2 separate regions of the Homo sapiens genome follow, and region 2 is linked to region 1. A link is an interaction called in ENCODE POLR2A ChIA-PET data of the cell type or tissue named here. Cell type or tissue: GM12878. All regions are shown on one strand. Region 1 overlaps ANKHD1-EIF4EBP3 (ANKHD1-EIF4EBP3 readthrough). Region 2 overlaps CYSTM1 (cysteine rich transmembrane module containing 1).

Region 1 (5,000 bases):
TGATCCCATTATTCTACTCCTAGGGAAGATATATGTCTATAGAAAAACTGGCACACCAATGTTCATAGCAACATTATTCATAATAGCCAAAATGTAGAAACAACCGAACGTTCATTAACTGACAAGCAGATAAACAAAATGTGGTATATCTATAGAATGTAATATTTTGTATTTGGTATAAAAAGAAATAAAGGGCCAGGCGCGGTGGCTCACGCCTATAATCCCAGCACTTTGGGAGGCCGAGGTGGTTGGATCATGAGATCAGAAGTTCGAGACCAGCCTGGCCAACATGGTAAAACCCTGTCTCTACTAAAATACAAAACATTAGCTGGGTGTGGTGGTGCACTCCTGTAGTCCCAGCTACTCAGGAGGCCGAGGCAGGGGAATCACTTGAACACAGGAGGTGGAGGTTGCAGTGAGCTGAGATCGCGCCACTGCACTCCAGCCTGGTGACAGAGCGAGACTCTGTCTTAAAAAAAAAAAAAAAAAAGAAGTACTGATTCATGCTATAACATGGATGAACTTTGAAAACATTTTACTAAATGAAAGAAGCCAGTCACAAAAGACCAGATATTTATTTTATGATTCCATTTATGTGAAACATCCAGATTAGCAAATCCATAGAGACAGAAAGTAGATTAGTGGTTACCTAGGATGAAGGGGTGATTGGAGGGTGGGTGATAGCTTAGGGGTGCAGAATTTCTTTTTCTTTTTTTTCTTGAGACAGGGCCTCACTCTGTTGCCCAGGCTGGAGTGTAGTGGCGTGATCATGGCTCACTGCAGCCTCAACCTCCTGGGCTTCAAGCAATTATTCTACCTTGGCATCCCAAAGAGATAGGATTGCGGGTGTGAGCCACCATGCCCAGCTTCAGAGTTTCTTTTTAGGATAACAGAAATGTTCTAAAATTGATGTGGTCATGAATGCACAATTCTGTGAATATACAAAAAGCTACTGAATAGTATAACTTTAAATGAGTAAATTGTATGGTTTGTGAATTAAATCTCAGTAAAGCTATTAAAAAGTACATTTATGTGGCATCTACATTTAGGTCCCCAAAATGCACATCATGATCTTTAAAAGCTATCATGATTAGCTGGGCATGGTGGCTCACGCCTGTGCTGGGAGGCTGAGTTGGGTGGATCACTTGAAGTCAGGAGTTCAAGACCAGCCTGGCCAACATGGGGAAACCCCCGTCTCTACCAAACATACCGAATTTAGCCAGGCATGGTGGTGGGTGCCTGTAATCCCAGCTACTCAGTAGGCTGAGGCAGGTGAATCGCTTGAACCTGGGAGGCAGAGGTTTCAGTGAGCTGAGATTGTGCCACTATACTCAGCCTGGGTAATAGAGCAAGACTCTGTCTCCAAAAAAAAAAAAAGCTATCATGATCTTTACAAAAGACTGACAGATTTCACTGTAAAAATATTGACAGTGGCCAGGTGTGGTGGCTCACACCTGTAATTTGAGTACTTTGGAAGGCCAAGTCAGGAGGATCACTTGAACCCAGGAGTTCGAGACCACCCTAGGCAGCATAGTGGGACCCTGTCTTGATAAAAAATAAATTTCAAAGTTAGCTCAGTGTGGGACCGGGCACGGTGGCTCACGCCTGTAATCCCAGCACTTTGGGAGGCCGAGGCGGGCAGATCACGAGGTCAGGAGATCGAGACCATCCTGGTTAACACGGTGAAACCCCATCTCTACTAAAAATATAAAAAAATTAGCCAGGCGTGGTCGCAGGCACCTGTGGTCGCAGCTACTTGGGAGGCTGAGGCAGGAGAATGGCGTGAACCCGGGAGGCGGAGCTTGCAGTGAGCCGAGATCGCGCCACTGGACTCCAGCCTCGGCAACAGAGCGAGACACCCTCTCAAGAAAAATAAATAAATAAAAATAAATTAGCTCAGTGTGGTGGTACACGCTTGTAGTCCCAGCTACTCAGCGGGGCTAGGCAGGAGGATTGCTTGAGCCCAGAGGTCGAGGCTGCAGTGAGCCATGATCACACCACTGCTGCACTCTAGCCTGAGTGAGAGAGCAAGACCCTGTCTCAAAAAAAAAAAAAAAAAAAAAAAACAAGAAGTTATTATAGAAATGATTCATTTCAATAAAAAAAGAAAGAAATGATTCATTTCCTACTTACAGACTTTTTAAAGCCACATTCAGTATTCTCACTACCTCTAGGTTTTGCTAACATCTACTTTGGTTAGCACTAGAAAATTTAATTTTTTTTGTCAGGAAAGCACAGTAATAAATTGCCTACTGTTGCCTACCACAATAATGAAAGTCTGAAATAAGTAGGAAATGCATTAAGTTACCCACATGTCCAGAGTAGGCAAATCTATAGAGACAGAAAGATTAGTGATTGCTTAGAAATGGAAATATGAGGCTGGGTGCCGTGGCTCACACCTGTAACCCCAGCACTTTGGGAGGCCGAGGCGGGTGGATCATGAGGTCAGGAGATCGAGACCATCCTGGCCAACATGGGGAAACCCCGTTTCTACTAAAAATACAAAAAATTAGCCGGGCGTGATGGCAGATGCCTGTAGTCCCAGCTACTTGGGAGGCTGAGGCAGAAGAATGGCATGAACCCGGGAGGCGGAGCTTGCAGTGAGCTGAGATCGTGCCACTGCACTCCAGCCTGGGTGACAGAGCAAGACTCCGTCTCAAAAAAAAAAAAAAAGAAATGGAAATATGAGGGTGAGGACCCAGTGAATGACAGGTAATGAGTATGGAGTTTCTTTTAAGGGAGACAAAAATGTTCTAACATTGATTGTGGTGATGGTTGCACAATCCTGTGAGTATACTAAAATCCAATGAATTATATACTTTAAATGGGTGAATTATATGGTATGTGAATTACATCTCGAAGTCATTTTTTTTAAATGATGGGGAAATCAAAGTCTGAAAATAAGACCTGCTTAAAAGAAATTTTGACAGTCGATGTTGATATTAACTACTTTTTCCTGAAATAATAAACCATAATCCTTTTCCAGACCTTCATCCTCTTTTCCTAATACATTTTCCAGAGAAAGCAATGGAATTTGAGAAGATGGCTAAGTTCAGATTTATACAAACTAGATAGAAACTTTGATAATAGTTTGCAACTGTTGATATTTTCTATCAGATAGAATACTGAAATTATCCTCAGTAGTAGGCTTTTCCTCTTTGTGAGGAAGGAAACATTGGTAGATTTTGTTACTTATCTTCTATAGAAAATGACTATAGTTATACAGATGAAAAGCTGTACTTTGACTACAAAAGGGAATGCAGGAGTTATTGTTGGGTGCTACTTAGTTACAGCATACTCCCATTTCATATCCCCTCCAGTTAAAAGCTTTGAGATTCATCTAGAACATTACTCCAGGTGACTGACACTCTTAAACATTGAGCCCATTTTCCTGTATCTAGTGCTGTTTGGCGATATTCTTCTGGACTGTAAGGAAAAAATGGATTTGGCCATACAGTATCACATAGATGGATTGTTTTTGCTGTGGTCTATGAAAATGAGCCACATGCTATCTTTTATTTATTTGTTTGGTTATTTTTACAGCTTATCTCACTTTGGTGGAAGTCTTCTTGGGCTTTCAATTTTAAAGTTTTAGCTAATTGGATGTCTTGGACCTGTTTTATTTCAGGGTTACCATCCATTGACCCATCAGGCAGCTCCCCATCTTCCTCTTCTGCTCCTCTGGCAAGTTTTTCCGGCATACCAGGAACAAGGGTTTTCCTGCAAGGGCCAGCTCCTGTTGGGACTCCTAGTTTCAACAGACAACATTTTTCTCCCCATCCTTGGACAAGCGCCTCAAACTCATGTAGGAATCCTGGAGGAACTCTTCCCAAAGAGTTTTGAATAAGTTATTAAATCATTTATTTCAGTTACAACACCATGTTGTAACTTTAGTAAACTAAGTGGTATACAGATGCCCAAGGTTTGTTCTGTGGTCATGTGAAAAAATTGTCAGTCATTTTTAGCATAGAAAACTTGAGAATTATTCTTTCAAGCCAAAAATGTTTTACAGTAGAACTTGGATCAAGAAAAGAGGTACTAGGCTGGGTGCAGTGGCTGACACCTGTAATCCCAGCACTTTGGGAGGCCTAGGCAAGAGGATCGCTTGAGCCCAGCAGTTGGAGACCAGCCTGGGCAACAGCAAGACCCTGTCTCTATTAAAAAAAAAAAAAAAAAAAAAAGTACCGCAAGTAGTTTTACAAAAGGACCCTTTGGAAGCAGTGTTGTAAAATTATTTCTTAAATCTGGAAAGAAGTTGAATTTTTGTATATGGTCAGTTTGGTGTGATTTCTCATGTATTTTTACATTTTATGAAACTATTGCCTTTTATAAGTTAAAATATTCCTTTGTTCTATTGATTGATTGATTGATTGATTGAGATAGAGTGTCTCGCTCTGTTGCCCTGGCTGGAGTGCAGTGGCACGATCTTGGTTCACTCCACCTTCTGCCTCCCAGGCTCAAGCGATTCTCCTGCCTCAGCCTTCCGAGCAGCTGGGATTACAGGTGCCTGCCACCACGCCTGGCTAATTTTTATATGTTTAGTAGAGACAGGGTTTCACCATGTTGGCCAGGCTGGTCTCAAACTCCTAACCTTGGGTGGTCCACCTGCCTCAGCCTCCCAAAGTGCTGGGATTACAGGCGTGAGCCACCTGCCTGACCCCTTTGTTCTATTTATTTCAATGTTTAGAACAGATGAAGTATGTGGAATTGAACGGAATTGGATTTTTATTTTATTTTAATGAGCATCATGAGGTAGTCAGTGAGTATTGGCTTTTTTGACAAGGAAAATTACCCAAATCACCCAAGAGTTCCATTAAGAAACAAAGCTGTGAATCAAAATCGTACAATGCTTTGCTAACATTTGACCTTATTTCCTTATAGAAACAAAAAGGGCTGTAGAAAGGGAAAAAAGAAAAGACTAACAAGTATAGAGGGTCACCAGATGTTTTCTAGAAAATATGCTAGGTACTGTGCAAATATTGCCACATTTTAGTTAATTT
Region 2 (5,000 bases), 310 kb before region 1:
CTGTGAAAAAGGTGTATCCTGTGGCTACTAGGCCCACTCTCCCTGGCCTAGCTGGACTCAGGACCCTAAGCTCCCTCTGCTTGCTTGATTCTCTTCCAAGATCTTCTCCAGGCAGATTATTCCCTTTGGAATAAAGTGATGGCCCTGATATCAAGGACTACCCTCAGCCCCTTTCTAGAAAATTCAGAGTACGCCAAGATCTCTTCTGAAGGGGTTGACCTGACAGAAGTGGAGTGACTCCCTTTCTTAAGAACTTGAGAGCAGTTGGGTCTCATATTTTTCCTTATCAGTGCTTTGCAGTTGCTTCAGAGTGTCACCAGCTAAGCCCATATCTGCAGTTTCTTAATAAGACAGGCTTTTCCAACTGAGGTAAGGAGTACAAGACAGGTTATTTGTCCATCCACTCATTCATTTAGTGTGCCAGGCCTACTGAGTGCCCTGTGGTAGGCTGTGAGCATACAGTGATAAGTGGCATTGCAGTCCTCAACATTTTCATCCAGATAAAATTAGGAGCTGAGGGTCCCCAGAGTTTATCTTGGAGGTCAAAAGGAATTGCTAAATAGGACCATTTCCATTTCCCTGTTCAATCATGGGAGAAAAGTGGTGACTGTGAGAGTTGGTAGAAAGGTTCTTGGTGATAGCCCGCTCCAGCTAGCCGATATGGTCGGTGTGGTAATAAGGATGGCTGTGGTTGTGAATATCATTAGGAGGCAGTACCCCTGGCCCTCCTGGATTATCACTTTAGAGCCTAGCATCCACAGGGAGTTGGACTAAGGCAGTACCTTAGATAAACAGACATCTCTTTTTTTTCCCATTTCCATGTCTCTTGTTCATTTTTCAAAAAGACTCCAGTTCATTGTGTAAAATGCAACTGTCTGTAGGGTGTACCAGTTCTATGCAATGCCCATGTTGCTTCCAGGTGTCTTAGCGATTGGGAAGCCCTGCCTTCTGTCCTTCAGGTCTCTGTCTTGGGAGCAATAGTAGCAGCTAGAGTATACAGAATACCCGCTGTATACTAGGCACTGGCCTATGTGGATTAACTCATCAAGTTCTTGAAGAACCCAATAAGGGAATAGGTACTAATCTCATCCCTATTTTACAGGTAAGGAAACTAAAGCTGGAAGAGGCTGTCACACCCTCAAAGTGGCACTGAGGTTGGACCCTAGGGTGTCCCAACTGTAGCACTGCCTTTCTTTGCTTTTGCCCTATGTTCCTTGGTGGGCTGCCAGGCCCAAGGGATTTGGTCTGCTTGTGCTGTGATATGGACAGATGATGACAGCAGCATTGCAAACATACTATCCAGGAGGGTGGTACCCTAAGTCAAGTGTGCTATATACGGGGCTTTTGGAGTTTGCTGAGAGTCCTTCTGCTCTATCTCTTAGTTCTCCAAATTGGTAGTGCTGTAAATAAAATCACCGCTTTGGCAGCTGAACTCTACCGGATGGGGTGAAATCAGATGCCCTCTGGCCCTCCCAGCATATTTTTGGAGGGTCCCTACATACCTGCTCCATCTACAAGGCCAACCTTACTTAGTTTTCCACCTTACAGTTTTCATGGCAAGAGGCTGGTCATGATTGTGGAGACTTTTTAAATCTGGCTTCAGTGACAAGCTGGCCAAGCCTGATAGAGTTCACCATGGAAGGGAGTTGTTTCCCTAAACTCTGGCCCTGTCTTCCAGGGCCAGAGTCCTAGTTACAGTCGTACAAGCCAGGCCACCACTTCTGTCTCCTTTTCTCTGCTGGTGAAGTCTCTAGCCTCACATTTGCCAAATAATCACATCTCAGTGGGTAAAGTGGGGATTTTCAGGACCATTTGCCCTTGATTCTAGGTGGATGTCAGCTTGTGTTACAAAACAGTGTTACGAAACAGCAGGAATTGCGGTGGATAATTTGGCATAGCCCAGGCACCCTGCACAGTTCTTTGCAAATCTACAAGGAATGGCCTTTGTTTCTCTGAAATCGTGGGCAGTGTGCTGCAGGTAGTAGAGGGGAGGGGTGGGAGACAGTCCTTACAAGTGAGGGTTGCCCCCGAATCACCTTCTCACCACATTCATTGAGAATGGTCATCCTGTCCCATCCCTGACCTTGGAACTCACTGTGTACCAGCCTCTAAACTGAGGTGCGTTCAGGAGAAAACACTACTGTTTTTACTGTCATAAAATTAAGCCTGGCAGTAGAAAAAGAAAACAACCTGCGGTGCTTTGCATAAATATATCTCCTGGAGCTGTTAATCAGTAACACAGGAATCTGGTACCTTTTGAAGCCAGTTATGGTCTGTATACCTAAGATAAAACACGTTTTATGTTCATTAAAAATGATATGGCAGTGTTTACCTTCTTAGAAAATGCAGCAAGTACTATTTGAATGAGACTCCTGGGCCAGCACTCAATGTGAATCAGGCTAACATTGACGATAACAGAGTAGTCTGTGCCTGCCTGTGCCTGGACACTAATTGGAAAAACCCAACAGCTACCTCCTTGGTGATCTCTGCCCATTTGGGCAAGTTCCAAAGAGCCAGCTCCACTCAAAGTAACTTCTCTCTTTTTTTTTTCTGTAACCCAGTGCCTGAAAACCAGGAGGAAATCATTTCCCTGATTTCTGTTTAGCCTTCTAAAATCATGGCAGTAGTTGTCTTATATTCAAGGGCCACTGACATTGGGGGTTTTTGGTTTCTAAGTCATTTCCTATCTCTGTTTCACTCTTACCTTTTCTCTCCTTGCTTTATTTCTATGCTTCCCTGGTTTCAAGCATCATTCTTGCTGCTCAGCAGGGTATGAAATAACAGTTCATGCATTAATCACCCTAACCACGGTTCCATCCTGAGGGCAAGGGACTGTCAGGCCATGGTGGCCCTATCAGTCAGAAGCCAGGGCTATTAGGGCTGGCTGTGGCAGCCAGGGCCCATCTAAGATGATGCCCATTTCTTGGTGAGCCACTCACTAGCCATCGTTTATTGAATTTTCTTCTAGCAGTGCAAGAAGAGAGAAATGAGGAGAGGGCGGTAATAAGATTAACATTCCTCTCACCTTAACTCATTGAAAGGATCTGTCATGATTTTGTTCCAATTGTGTTTATAATTGGTCTTGCCCAGTTTGGCATGTGGCTGTGAGCTTCCTGAGATGGGTCTTTGTCTTCTTTTCAAGTGGTCTGTGAGCTGCCTGAGTCAGGGATGATGTCTCTTGTTTCTGGACTCCTCTGCAGGGTTGGCTGTGTCAGGAAAATGCAAAGTGAGCATGTGAGGTGGGAAGGAGACTGAGCTAAGTGTCAGCAACAGCAGCTTCTTTCTCCTTCAGCACATTTGCTGGATGTGAGATATAGTTGGAGCAGTCTAGAAGAGTCTTCAAGCAGGAGGGCAGGTGGGCACACAGGCAGGCAGAGTGGACTTACTGTTTTGTGACCATGAGGTGTCTCTGGCTGGCTGGAGTCCAGGCTGGCTCCAGGGGCCTGCAGGATTGATTCATGCTACCAAACCAAAGAGAACTGAAGCTGCTGCTGGGACAGAACATCCTGAGCCACCAACGTACAGAGTTTTGCCTGCTGTGAAGCTCAGCTCTGGTGTCTTTTTCCCCAAGTGTTGAAGTGTCCTGGAATTCTCATGTATAAACAGAGGATTAAAGAATGCAAGTTTCTTAGCTATTTAGGAGGCTGAAGCAGAAGGATCACTTCAGTCTAGGAGTTCGAGGTTACCGTGAGCTATGATTGCACCACTGCACTCCAGACTGGGTGACACAGCAAGACCCTGTCTCTTGAGAAAAGAAAAAAATAATGCAGGTTTTTATGTATGTGATAAAATTCTCATAAAATTTGCCATTTTAACCATTTTTAATGTACAATTCATTGGCATTAAGTACATTCACATTGTTGTGAAACCGTCACCACCACTCATCTCCAAAACTCTTTTCATCTTCCCAAACTGAAACTGTGTCCCTGTTGAACAACAACTCACCATTTTCTCCTACCTCCAGCCCCTAGCAACCACCATTCTACTTTCCATGTCTATGAATTTGACTACACTGAGTACCTCATATAAGTGGAATCATATAGTATTTGTCCTTCTGGACTGGCTTATTTCACTTAGCACAATGTCCTCAAGATTCATCCATGCTGTAGCGTGTGTCAGGATTTCCTTCCTTTTTTAGACTGAATAATATTCATTGCATATTTATACCACATTTCGTTTATCCATTGACACTTGGGTTGCTTCCACCTTTTGACTATGTTTCTAAATACTGCTGCTGCAAACATGGGTGTACAAATATCTGTTCAAGTCCCTACTTTCAATTCATTTGGGTAAGGGTTTAAAGCACAAGGAGCAGGATGTCTTTGAAGATCAGTTTCTGATGAATCACCGTTCTCTGCTGAGCAAAAGTCAGCTTTACTCACCATCTAATTTTAGACTCCAGCATAACTATCACTGGACACTCATAATATCAGACTTCATTTTGATATTTGATAGGCTTTCACAACATTTTATAATTCCAGTTTGATATATCCCCGATATATCCCCTTTCATTGACCACATTTCAGCTGGCCACTTCCTTATGATTGTGGAGGCACCCTTGTCACTTATTGGTGGGCACTGGACTAGGCAGTGCGCCTTACTACCGCCAGCTTGCTCTAGTGGCGTGGGCTCTTAATGACTTTGACCCTTCTCTTTCCTGACCCTAGTTGAGCTGGGCTTTTGGCCTTGTCCCCAGACCTGGCTCTTAGGACTTGAAACCATGAGCCTGCTGATGACTAAGACTGTTGAAGCCACTTGTCTTCCCCTCATGGCAGCTTTGTGCAAGCATGGTATTATCCCCCATGTCTTCCAGTTTTTGTAATCTGCTTTTGTTTCATCCAATTCTTATACAACATTTAGAATTATTGGAATTACATATGTGTAACTTCCTAGGAAAGTATATTTCTGAAATGCCTTGGCACAGGACCGGTTTTTCCCCATACCAGCTAAGGACACACTTGGGTGATAATTGGCTTCCTTGAGCCAGTGTCCATCTGTAT

Evidence for each region. Peaks named below come from ENCODE experiments on the same cell type or tissue, not always from the same donor. Only the 100,000 strongest peaks of a DNase experiment are listed, where the experiment ranks them.
Region 2: POLR2A ChIA-PET joins it to region 1 with 7 read pairs; 2 of 35 experiments call an interaction of 5 or more read pairs at or near these places.

Annotation. Positions count from the first base shown.
Region 1 is chr5:140,531,734-140,536,733 of GRCh38, forward strand. It overlaps ANKHD1-EIF4EBP3 (ANKHD1-EIF4EBP3 readthrough), which reads left to right. Exons shown (of 36, transcript NM_020690.6): 30 at 3,629-3,805. It overlaps ANKHD1 (ankyrin repeat and KH domain containing 1), which reads left to right. Exons shown (of 34, transcript NM_017747.3): 30 at 3,629-3,805. Among named protein-coding and RNA genes, the nearest start is that of EIF4EBP3, 13 kb to the right of the region's middle. RefSeq lists an enhancer at 1,827-1,886. In GM12878, no CTCF peak of the experiment used is centred here; a DNase peak (open chromatin) is centred at 2,278; H3K4me3 peaks cover 1,472 bases; H3K27ac peaks cover 1,988 bases.
Region 2 is chr5:140,217,427-140,222,426 of GRCh38, forward strand. The region is part of intron 2 of CYSTM1 (cysteine rich transmembrane module containing 1); the gene reads left to right. Among named protein-coding and RNA genes, the nearest start is that of CYSTM1, 45 kb to the left of the region's middle. In GM12878, no CTCF peak of the experiment used is centred here; DNase peaks (open chromatin) are centred at 2,715 and 4,343; H3K27ac peaks cover 778 bases.